Linked DNA regions of Homo sapiens: region 2 is linked to region 1. Evidence: read pairs that join two places in POLR2A ChIA-PET (ENCODE). Cell type or tissue: OCI-LY7. All regions are shown on one strand. Region 1 overlaps CUL3 (cullin 3). Region 2 overlaps CUL3 (cullin 3).

Region 1 (5,000 bases):
AGGCTGTGGTGATTCTCTCACTTCAGCCTCCTACATAGCTGGGCTACCGGCACGTGCCACCATGCCTGGCTAAATTTTTGTATATTTTTTTGTAGAAACAAGGTTTCCACCATGTTGCCCAGGCTGGTCTCGAACTCCAGGGCTCAAGTGATCCATCCGCCTCCCAAAGTGCTGGGACTACAGGCGTGAGCCATTGTGCCTGGCCTCAATTTTTAATTTTCTTGAAGTCAGGGGAGAAACTTTAGTTTTAATATGGGAAGAGCTTTATTATCTCAATTTTGTAATGCTTAGCAGTTTTCTTAGATTTACCTTATGCTTAATTTCTTCATCTTTAATACTCCATAGTAATAATCAAATAACATGGTAACCTCATAAATGAACCTATAAAAATTATTGAACTTTGAAAGTTGGTTTCTTAGAAAAATAGCTGAACAAAAAAAAGTTAACATTTAAAATTAACTTATCTTTTTAGTTATTATTGGAAAGAACATTTATTCTAGTGGTTTTCAAAGTTTTTCTATCCGTATGTCCTATTCTTCAAATAATATCTTACTCCGATTGAATGGGAGGAAGCCAGAATAAGAGGAGCTTCATCCTGCTCACCTTTCCTTTATTCAGAAAACCGCCTGTTGAGCAAGGCTCTGGTGTGAGCATTTGTACTATATCAAGGAAAGATTCCTGCCTTTGTGGAAGTTACGTTTTAGACTTACATACTTGGATCTACGCTTTGTAGTCATAATCTGTTCTAAGCACTTTTGTTTTACCAGTGGGGAAATTGCAGCCTTGAAGGGGACATGGTTTCAAGTTTCAAGTGACTTTCTTTTTTGAATTTCTTTGTAAACTGCAATGTCTTTTTGTAGAACAAATAATTCCTCACCATTTATCTTTTGTACCTAGGGTCTTATTTGCTGAAAATGCTGTCTCTGTGTGAACTACTTTTTCAATATATTTTTCTCCCTATTTCTAGATGGGGAAGAAGAACCAGTTTTAAATTTTATATTTGTTTGTAAGTAAGTTAAGATATTTATGTGAACATGAAGTTGGTAACTTTAAGGTAAACTGTGGACTCTTCTTTATGTCAATTAAACAGACTTCCTTTTATAATAAAGCTTTTGGAGTGCTTTTCCCTTTCTAGGCAAATATTAATTAATCTAATGGAAAACATTAAAATTAATGTTTTTAATGGCATATATATATACAATATATAATGACTGCAGTGAGTTAAGAATATTGATAGAAACACTTGGGAATAAGATTTTCCTTAGCAAATTCAGATTCATTTCAGAGGCCCACAGAGATTGAGTTTCTCCTATGTTTCAGCCACCCAAAAATAAATAAGACATGATTCTTGCCAGCAAGAATCCCATAATTTTAGCGAGGTAATCAGATTTGAGGGGGAGTTACTTTGCCTGAGGAATTCAGGGCAAGGTAGAAAGAGGAGGTCACTTTTGATTATACTTAAAGCATTACTCAAGATTCATCATGTGAGCAAAGCCAAAATACTGTCCCGGTAGATAACAAGGAGAGAAAGTTGAATGAGAAAAATGGCAGGTAGGTATGAGCGTAGTGAGATAGATCAGTATAGATGGAAGGTGAACATGTTGTTCATAAGGATGAACAAAAGCATCTTCGAATGTTTTTGTAGGAAATGAGGATAGTAAAGTGGGTTGGGCTAGATTTTGAAAACCATTGTAGGGGATTTGAGTGTTTTTCTGTTGGTGGTGGGAGCCATTGCTTTTTAATCCTTAGAAAGGCTGACTGCAGTGGAGAAGATGTAGTCAGGCATTTAGGATGAGTGCCATTTTCAGTTCCTTGTTGCTGCTTGCTCATCTTTAGTTTTCATGCTATCTTGTCTTGATGTTTAACTTAAAAGTTGCTGGAAGTACTCAACCCATTATGCTTTTTGGGATGGTGGTGACAGGAGTGAGAAGAGACTGTGAGCTAGGTGTGAAAACTGTTAATGGGTATGATATGGGGATAGTGACCTAAATATAAATAGCATAATCCCAAAAGAGACAGAGACTTGTCGGGGATAGTGTGTGGAAAAGGGATTATTAGAGAGTCAGGAAAACAGCAACCGTGGGATATGAAGGACATTGGAAATTGAATGGTTTCTACATTGAAAGGGATGGAAGAGAAATGATGTTAGGGGAGAGGAGGCTTAAAAGTGTTGTTTTAACAAGTTTGCCCATGTTAAGTATCAGCTATTCTGCTTAAGTTGTTAGGTAGACTGTACTTTGAGGGCAAGTACCCCCCCCCATCCTATTTCTGTTGTATTTTTTAGTGATATTCTTCTGTTACTAAGTGAATAAATGAAGGAGGACCTGTTCATTTATCTTTGTGTCTCCTCTTTGCATGTGGTTGGCACTCAGTTGTCTGTTGAAATGAATCTTTGAGAATACTACCAGCAGTCAAAATGGAAACCACCTTGGTTCATAGCCACAAATAGCTGAGATCCATTTTTTTTTTCTCTGTGTGGGGTAATACCTCTCCCTACTCGAGTTAATTACTAAATCTGACAACCATTTAAAAACACAGGTGATTATCGGGCTATATGCTTCTGTTTTTTTGAGATTGAAGTCTGTCTGTCGGCTTAGAACCAGATCATGTTATCTTGAGAAACCATGGTGGTTTTTTCCATCGTACTCGAGAACAAAAATACTGGTAGCTTTGTTGTCATGCTTTGTGTATGTTTTCCTGATTAATTCTGTCAGTGTGCCTGTTACTAAGTTTAACCATGATACTAATGCTATAATAATAGCTTTTAATGTATATCTTAACCATTGGGAATAGTATACTTTACAAACGATAAGTCATAGTGGTGTTTTTCTGTGGTGTACTGTCATTTTTCTTTCTGCATTCCTTTCCAACCAGTAAGTAAAAAGCTATCATTTTTCATAGTAGTATTTTGTACTGATTGAGAAATCCTGATTTTTCTAAGTCATACTATTTTAAGACCAGTTTAAAAGCATATTTGAACTAAGAATGCCTTTTTTAAAAATGTCAAATTTTATGTGATTTTTAAAATAGTATTTGCTTCAACACGTAGCAAATTATCTTTATGTATGAAATTGTGAAAGTGTATTGTCCTAACACCTGTTCTGTGTTCCTTCTTTGAACTTTGTAACTTTTCCGTAGTGCTATTTATTGTATTCTACTTTGTATTGAGGTCATTTGAATGCTAATATTAGGCTCCCCCTTCTCCCCTCTCCCTCAGAGATTATAAAGTGGCTGAAAGTGTCTTGTATCCCCCATAGTGCCAAGCACCCTGTTTTGCCTGCTGGAAGCAAACATAAATACATGAATTGTCAGTCTGGGGAAATACTTTGTATACTTTTGAATGAGTGGTTGATATCTGATAATAGGACCTGATTTCTTTAAGAGCTTCATTTTGGACACTTAAAGCAAAGAGTAAGAATGGGGAATATTTCCACTGAGAATGAATTTGATTTTGAAATTGAGAATAGTGTGCTTTTTGTGAAATGCTGTTAAGTTACATTACTATGTACGTTAGAAAATTACTTAATGAGGAATCTTCTGGCAGCAATGGAGAAAATTTTTTCCCTACAGTGGCTATCTTACTGTTTTTTTAAGGATACTGGTATAATTTTTCTGATCACTATTGCCATCTTAATTATTAAAGTTAATTAAAAATAATGAGAATAACACAGTCTACTGTATGAAAAGGATAGTGAATTTTATATTATTCAGGAATCTCATCATTAGTTAATTCTTGGAAAGTTTAAAATACCTACAAAACTTAAAATTAATTATCTTGGCCTTAGTAGAAGCTTGTTTGAGATACAGAAATCTTAAGATTGCTATATGTATTATAACAGCAACATCTGTTAACCAAATTTATATTAGTTGTACAAATAATTGGAGTTTGACTGCATTAAGAATTCCTCAAAATATGAGGTAAGAGTTCCTTCCAGTCATTCAGAAATTCTATCCTTTAGAGGAAAGGAAAGCAAGTGTCCTTATTCCTGACCTGCCCCTATTTTTGTATATGACTTCTGTAAAAATAGCAGAACATTGCAGTGTTTCTTTTTAACCTTTTAGATCAGGAATTCTCAGGGTGAGGGAAAGAGCCATGAAGCTTTTTTCTCAAACAGTTCTGTCAGCTGTCCTCTATACCTTATGGCTTGTCTCCCATTGGGATTCACTTTATCTAGTAAGCCACTTTTATTGATAGGTTTGTGTCATACCACTGTGGTATGATAAGGTGGAAAAATTTTGAAATCTTTAAGAATTATTTAATGGCATTCCTTGGAAGACTAAAATTCATGTAACTGGCAAAATTTATAAAGTGACAAACCCCTAGACCACATGTGATTAATGCAGGACTGAAAAAAGTATGTTTTAAGTGGAAATTTAAATGCTATTTTTATTTTTATTTTTTAACTTTTTTTGTATATGTAAGAATGTTTTTGTAACATTACTTATAATGGTAAAAAACTAAAAGCAACTTATCCATCGTTAATAAAGTGATTGAAGAAGTTATGGCATTAAGTGCTATTTTTGTAGGTCATAGTAAATGTTGCATGCTTTTGTATTATGCTGTCTTTAACAGATGAAACAGGCAACATGTTTTGGAATTTAGAGCCAGAAAGATAGCAGGCATCCAGTGGCTGTCAATTATTTTAAAATAGAAGCCCCAATTTAAAAAATCATACAAAACTATTATAAATCATATTTAATAAGGGGAAATGAAGTCTTTTCTGCAGTGGTGCTAAGTAAGGCATTGCAGTGGAACATGATGTCATTGATCTAATCAACCATAGTCACATCACAGGTAAAGAGGTGCTACAGACTAGATAGGTTAGGTGACTTGCTCAGAGCCCTTAGTTAGTGACTTCCCTGGGCAGTTGTCTGCAAAGAGGTTGAGTATCCCTAATCCAAAAATCCAAAATCTGAAACTTTTTTCTTTTTTTTTTTGAAATGGGAGGGGTCTCACTCTGTCACCCTAGCTGGAGTGTAGTGGCATGATCTCGGCTCAC
Region 2 (5,000 bases), 73 kb after region 1:
ATCAACAAGAGTAAAAGCAAAGCTGGCTCATGGATGCATTAGAGCAAAGAACATGGACTTTGAGGTCAGAAAGGTTTAGATTCATCTCTGTTGGCTCTGTTATTTACTACTTGTTGATGTCAGTTTTCTTCTCCGGCTTTATTTTCCTCGTTTGTAAAATGAGACAACTTATTTTGCAGGGTTAAGAACATTAAATAGGCCGGGCACGGTGGCTCACGCCTGTAATCCCAGCACTTTGGGAGGCCGAGGCAGGCAGATCACAAGGTCAGGAGATCGAGACCATCCTGGCTAACATGATGAAACCCCGTCTCTACTAAAAGTACAAAAAATTAGCCGGGTGTGGTGGTGGGCGCCTGTAGTCCCAGCTACTCAGGAGGCTGAGGCAGGAGAATGGTGGGAACCTGGGAGGCGGAGCTTGCAGTGAGCGGAGATTGCGCCGCTGCACTCCAGCCTGGGCAACAGAGCAAGACTCGATCTCAAAAAAGAAAAAATAAATTAAATAAACTCATACATGCAAAATGACAGATGAATAGTGCATAGACAGACTATGACTGCTGCTTTAGTTATTATTTTATTATTATATATAGCACAGTACTTAGAATCCTGATAGTACTTGGAAAAAACCAACAGAAGCACTTACTATGATTGGGCAGCATTATTCTTTATTCTAAGGCGTTACATCTGTTAACACATTTAGTGTACACACCAGTGGGCCAAGGTCCCAGAGCTAGTAGTGGTAGAGCTGAGTTTATCCAGGTACTCTGAGTCCGGAGTTTGTGTTCTTTAATACATAGGCTACCCAAGTTCTGTGAGTTTTGAGTATAACTCAGAATTCAGTAGATAACAGCATCAAAACGGTTAAACTATAGGTGGCATATGCTCACACTACTGTAATTCCAACTAATTCAATTATTCAACTGCTATCCACTTTAGCATTCACATTCTGATTTGAGGAAGTGTGTTGTAACCATAATATTACATTTTCAAACAGAACCTTTTTAAAGTTTCTGTGCTTTTATCTTTGGTAATCCAGTTAGTAAAGTTCAGTCTCTGAGTGTTAAAATGACATATCAGTTCTGTTCAAAGATACGAATTTTTATGTGTTTATATAAAAATACTATCTACTTTCTTTTTTAGGTAACTCAGCAGTTGAAGGCGCGATTCTTACCAAGTCCAGTTGTTATTAAGAAACGTATTGAAGGACTTATTGAGAGAGAATATTTGGCACGAACACCTGAGGATCGCAAAGTATACACATATGTAGCATAAAATGCGTTCAGAAATTTGATTTATTCTTGGACTGTACTCTTCGCATGGACTGGGAAGTTCTTTTAAATCATTAAATATTAAGACGACCATCTCTTCTATTAAATTACAGTACATGTTCTAGACCATTGAGATCAAGCCTTTACTCCCTTTGAGAGTTTCCAACATCAGTTGATTGAGCTTCAGGCTTTACAACGTTTATCCCTGTAGAGATCATCTTTACAGTTCCTCGGGAAAATGTGAATGTGCTGCGTTTTGTTTTCTTTACTGTATGAAAACAGGAAAATAAAAGAGAAATTTAGAAAATACAGCTCATTACAATAAAATTGTTGGATTTCATTTCCCCAGGTCTTCAGTGTTGATGTAAATGTGTTTTGTAGTGTTGCTTAGCACTTTGCGCATTGTGTAAGTTGGGTAACAAAAATGGCAAAAGAAATGCAGATTTCCCAGTTATCTTGCTCTGAAGACATTTCTTTAGCTAGTCTTATTTAATTTTAAAGGTTTGATAAATATACAAAGACCCAAGCATACAATTTGAGCATGCTGTATTCTACCACTTGCACTTACTCATCTTCTAGCCTTATGACCAGGAACCTTTGTTTTGGGCTCAAGTACACATCCTGATTTGGTTTCTCCCTGTTGTAATTTGAGATTTCCCAAATTAAGTCTTATAATGATTAGGTTTTGTTCTGAGTTATTTCTAGAGAAAGAAAGTATTTTAGTATGTGTAAATTGTACAATAATTTTTTTGCTGTTGTACTCACTGCTAATAGTGGATTGTATAGGGTGGTGTTTTTATTTCATTTATTGTAGACAAAAATAATGAATTTAGTATACACATACCCACTAATTCAAGTATGTCAGAGCACAAAGTTGGCAGCTGGTTATATTTAATTCAGCCCCTCTGAAAAGCACATACAGTCTATACTTTGTTTATAAATACCCTAGGTCCTCCCTGCCCCTAAATATATATTTTGGTGAAGCTGTGGTGCACTATTAATTTTCTGTTTCAAAATGCAATCTAAAGATGCAATAAATATGATGACCTTGATAGTTTTAATGAAATCTTCAATTCTTGCAGCTGTGTTTTGGAAAGTGATTAAGCAATATTTCTCAAACCTGATGATTCTTGGATATTTAGCTATTGTCCTCCAAAGAGTCATCGTTTCACGTTTTCAAACATGTGCTTTGTGCTGAAGATTCTTGTCAGATATCCTGTGCTTCCAGAGTATTTTTATCTTCAATTTTATTTAATTTTGTTTCATTTTGTTTTCATAAGACAATGTTTCAGATATGTAATGGGGCAAACCACTATAGATTTCTGTTGGATAGAAAAATGAAATGTTACTAATAAGTTTAAATTGACCCTTCGTTGACTATCAGTACTGTTGATACATTTATTAGAATGTATGTCTCAGAAGATGGTTTCTGTTTAAATTTATGGTCAAGTTACAACAACTGAATTCTAATATGGATTAAAAACTCCACATAAATATTTTTCCCCATGCGTCTTGGGTTATAATTTTCCTTTTAGACTTGCAAATATGCTTTTATTGCAATTTTGTCTCCATCTGTACTGTAGAATTACAAGCCTTGTGCTCTTTATCTCTACATTTTCCACTTCTACATGATGCAATTAAGATGCCAATGAAAAGTATTGTGAACATTATTCTCAGGACACTTTTACCATACTTGAGTAGTACTAAGTCAGGTGTAACATGGAAAGCTAAGGGTTTCACCTTCTGATTTTGACATAATTGGAAATTTTCTATAATGGTAAGATGTTTATAGGAAAGTAATGGTAGTTCATGTTTGAGAATTTTTTTATTGCTTTCATTTCCCAGTTAAATGATATTTAACACCTGGGAAAACAGGACAGCTCAGATTGTCGAGTTAGTAAACATGAGCGATGTAAAAACTTTATTTGAAATCTCCTAAGTGAGACATTAAACATTTTAGTGCTAGTTTAAGCCATTAAAAGTAAAGTTTAAGTTTACGTCATTGTCTCAAGTGTGGCTGTAAAAATCAGATCTAGAGTTTAGAGACATACTTGTTAACTTTGGAGCACAGGTTTGATATTTATGCTTCTAAATACATTAAAACATTTCTGAATTGCAGTTGAATGGTTGGAGATTGCTGGCGATGTGATGCTGCACTGAAAAAACTGGTCACACAAAATGTTTATATGTTTGACTGCATAAGTATTATTTTAGGTCATAAAGGTTATAACAAAATACATTTAACATTGCTTTCTTTTTAGCAAGAGGTCACAGATGCTATTTTTTCTCAGTTTTTAATGCTTTAATTTGAAAGAAAAATGCATCCTAACCATTCCATCCTGTTGGTGCAGAGAAATTTTGGTGATTTATTAGAAGACTTTTAAGGAGGGTGGATACATAGTTTTTCAACTGCAAAAATCATGTCATCTCTTCAGTAACTGTTAAAGTGTAATTCTCTGCCTTCATTATCAAGTCCAGGACAGTGTTTATTTTGAATCGTTAACATTATTTAAAGACTGAAAATTCATTGCAATTAGGGAACGCACAGCCTCACAAAAAGTGGTTGTGATTGCAAGGATTCTTTATGTCAGTGAACTTAAAAAGGGAATGGGGGAAGAGATGCATGCCTTTCTAAAGGTATGCTAGAGTCACCTGTGTAGCATTGTAATTATGTACTATCAAACCCCCAAGATGCTGATGATAGGCCTTCTCTGTAAGAATCCTTCTCATAGTGAAGCACTGTTGATGTTTTGTTCACCGGATATGTTGGGTAGCAGAAAAGGCCTAGAACCAGTTTTAAGATTATGCCTACATCTCTAGAAGACTAGTACACTGGCATCATCTTAGGTTTCTAAATATTATTTAATTCCTTAATTTGGAAAGCAGTTTTAATGTTTACAGTTTAAGATACTCATTTTCAGTAACTAGTGTTAAAGATTTTTATCTTTGCCTGTCTACTGTAACTTAAGACTTTCATAGAATAATTTTTTATAGAGTATATGGTATATTGTGTCAATCTTGGAAGGAAAGCTGTTGCATATCAATTGTAGGTCATGTATTTTACTATATGTTGCATAGTATTTTGCATTCTGTAAATACGAATGTTAAAACATTTCAGGTCAGCAAAATTAGAAGTCATTTCTAGTCCTCAAAGCAGAAATAATTAGAAATGTTAACATTTAAGTGCTTATCATATGCCAGATACTATTCTGAATATTTTATGTATATTCATTCATTTAGTTGTCATATTGGCTTTATGTGACATAACTGTCATTATACCAGTGTTGTCCAAGGTTGCTAGCAGGAAATGGCAGAGCCAGGAGTTGGACCTAGGTTTAATCCTATCCATATTCCATGTTACAAATTGACATGATTTTCCATATTAAAAAATTTTCATTTATTTTGTACCTCATTCACATGAATAGTAATGTGACAAACTAAAGTTAATACATGAAGCATTGCAATATGGAATTTTGCACATTTTTGTTAGCTTTACATTATTTGCTGATACCAACTTTTGGTAGGAAGGAAAACAGGGAAGGTGATTGCTGCTATTCTGGAATGTGTCCATTGAAAAGAAAATAGGCGCTTTGTCTCCTACAATCTTAGAGAAAGTTTTACATACTTAAGTGGGTACCACAGATAGGCATGTACCTTAAATTCAAATCTACAGTTTTACAAAATGTTTTCCTTTGTGTGCCTTTCCTATGTCAAATTAGCCAGAAGGAAGAAGAG

Evidence for each region. ChIA-PET counts read pairs that join two places held together with the same protein. Peaks named below come from ENCODE experiments on the same cell type or tissue, not always from the same donor. Only the 100,000 strongest peaks of a DNase experiment are listed, where the experiment ranks them.
Region 2: POLR2A ChIA-PET joins it to region 1 with 6 read pairs; 9 of 35 experiments call an interaction of 5 or more read pairs at or near these places.

The regions. Positions count from the first base shown.
Region 1 is chr2:224,543,927-224,548,926 of GRCh38, reverse strand. The region is part of intron 2 of CUL3 (cullin 3); the gene reads left to right. Among named protein-coding and RNA genes, the nearest start is that of CUL3, 39 kb to the left of the region's middle. In OCI-LY7, no CTCF peak of the experiment used is centred here; no DNase peak of the experiment used is centred here; H3K4me3 peaks cover 1,210 bases; H3K27ac peaks cover 2,213 bases.
Region 2 is chr2:224,470,514-224,475,513 of GRCh38, reverse strand. It overlaps CUL3 (cullin 3), which reads left to right. Exons shown (of 16, transcript NM_003590.5): 16 at 1,138-5,000. The coding sequence ends at 1,269. Among named protein-coding and RNA genes, the nearest start is that of FAM124B, 71 kb to the right of the region's middle. In OCI-LY7, no CTCF peak of the experiment used is centred here; no DNase peak of the experiment used is centred here.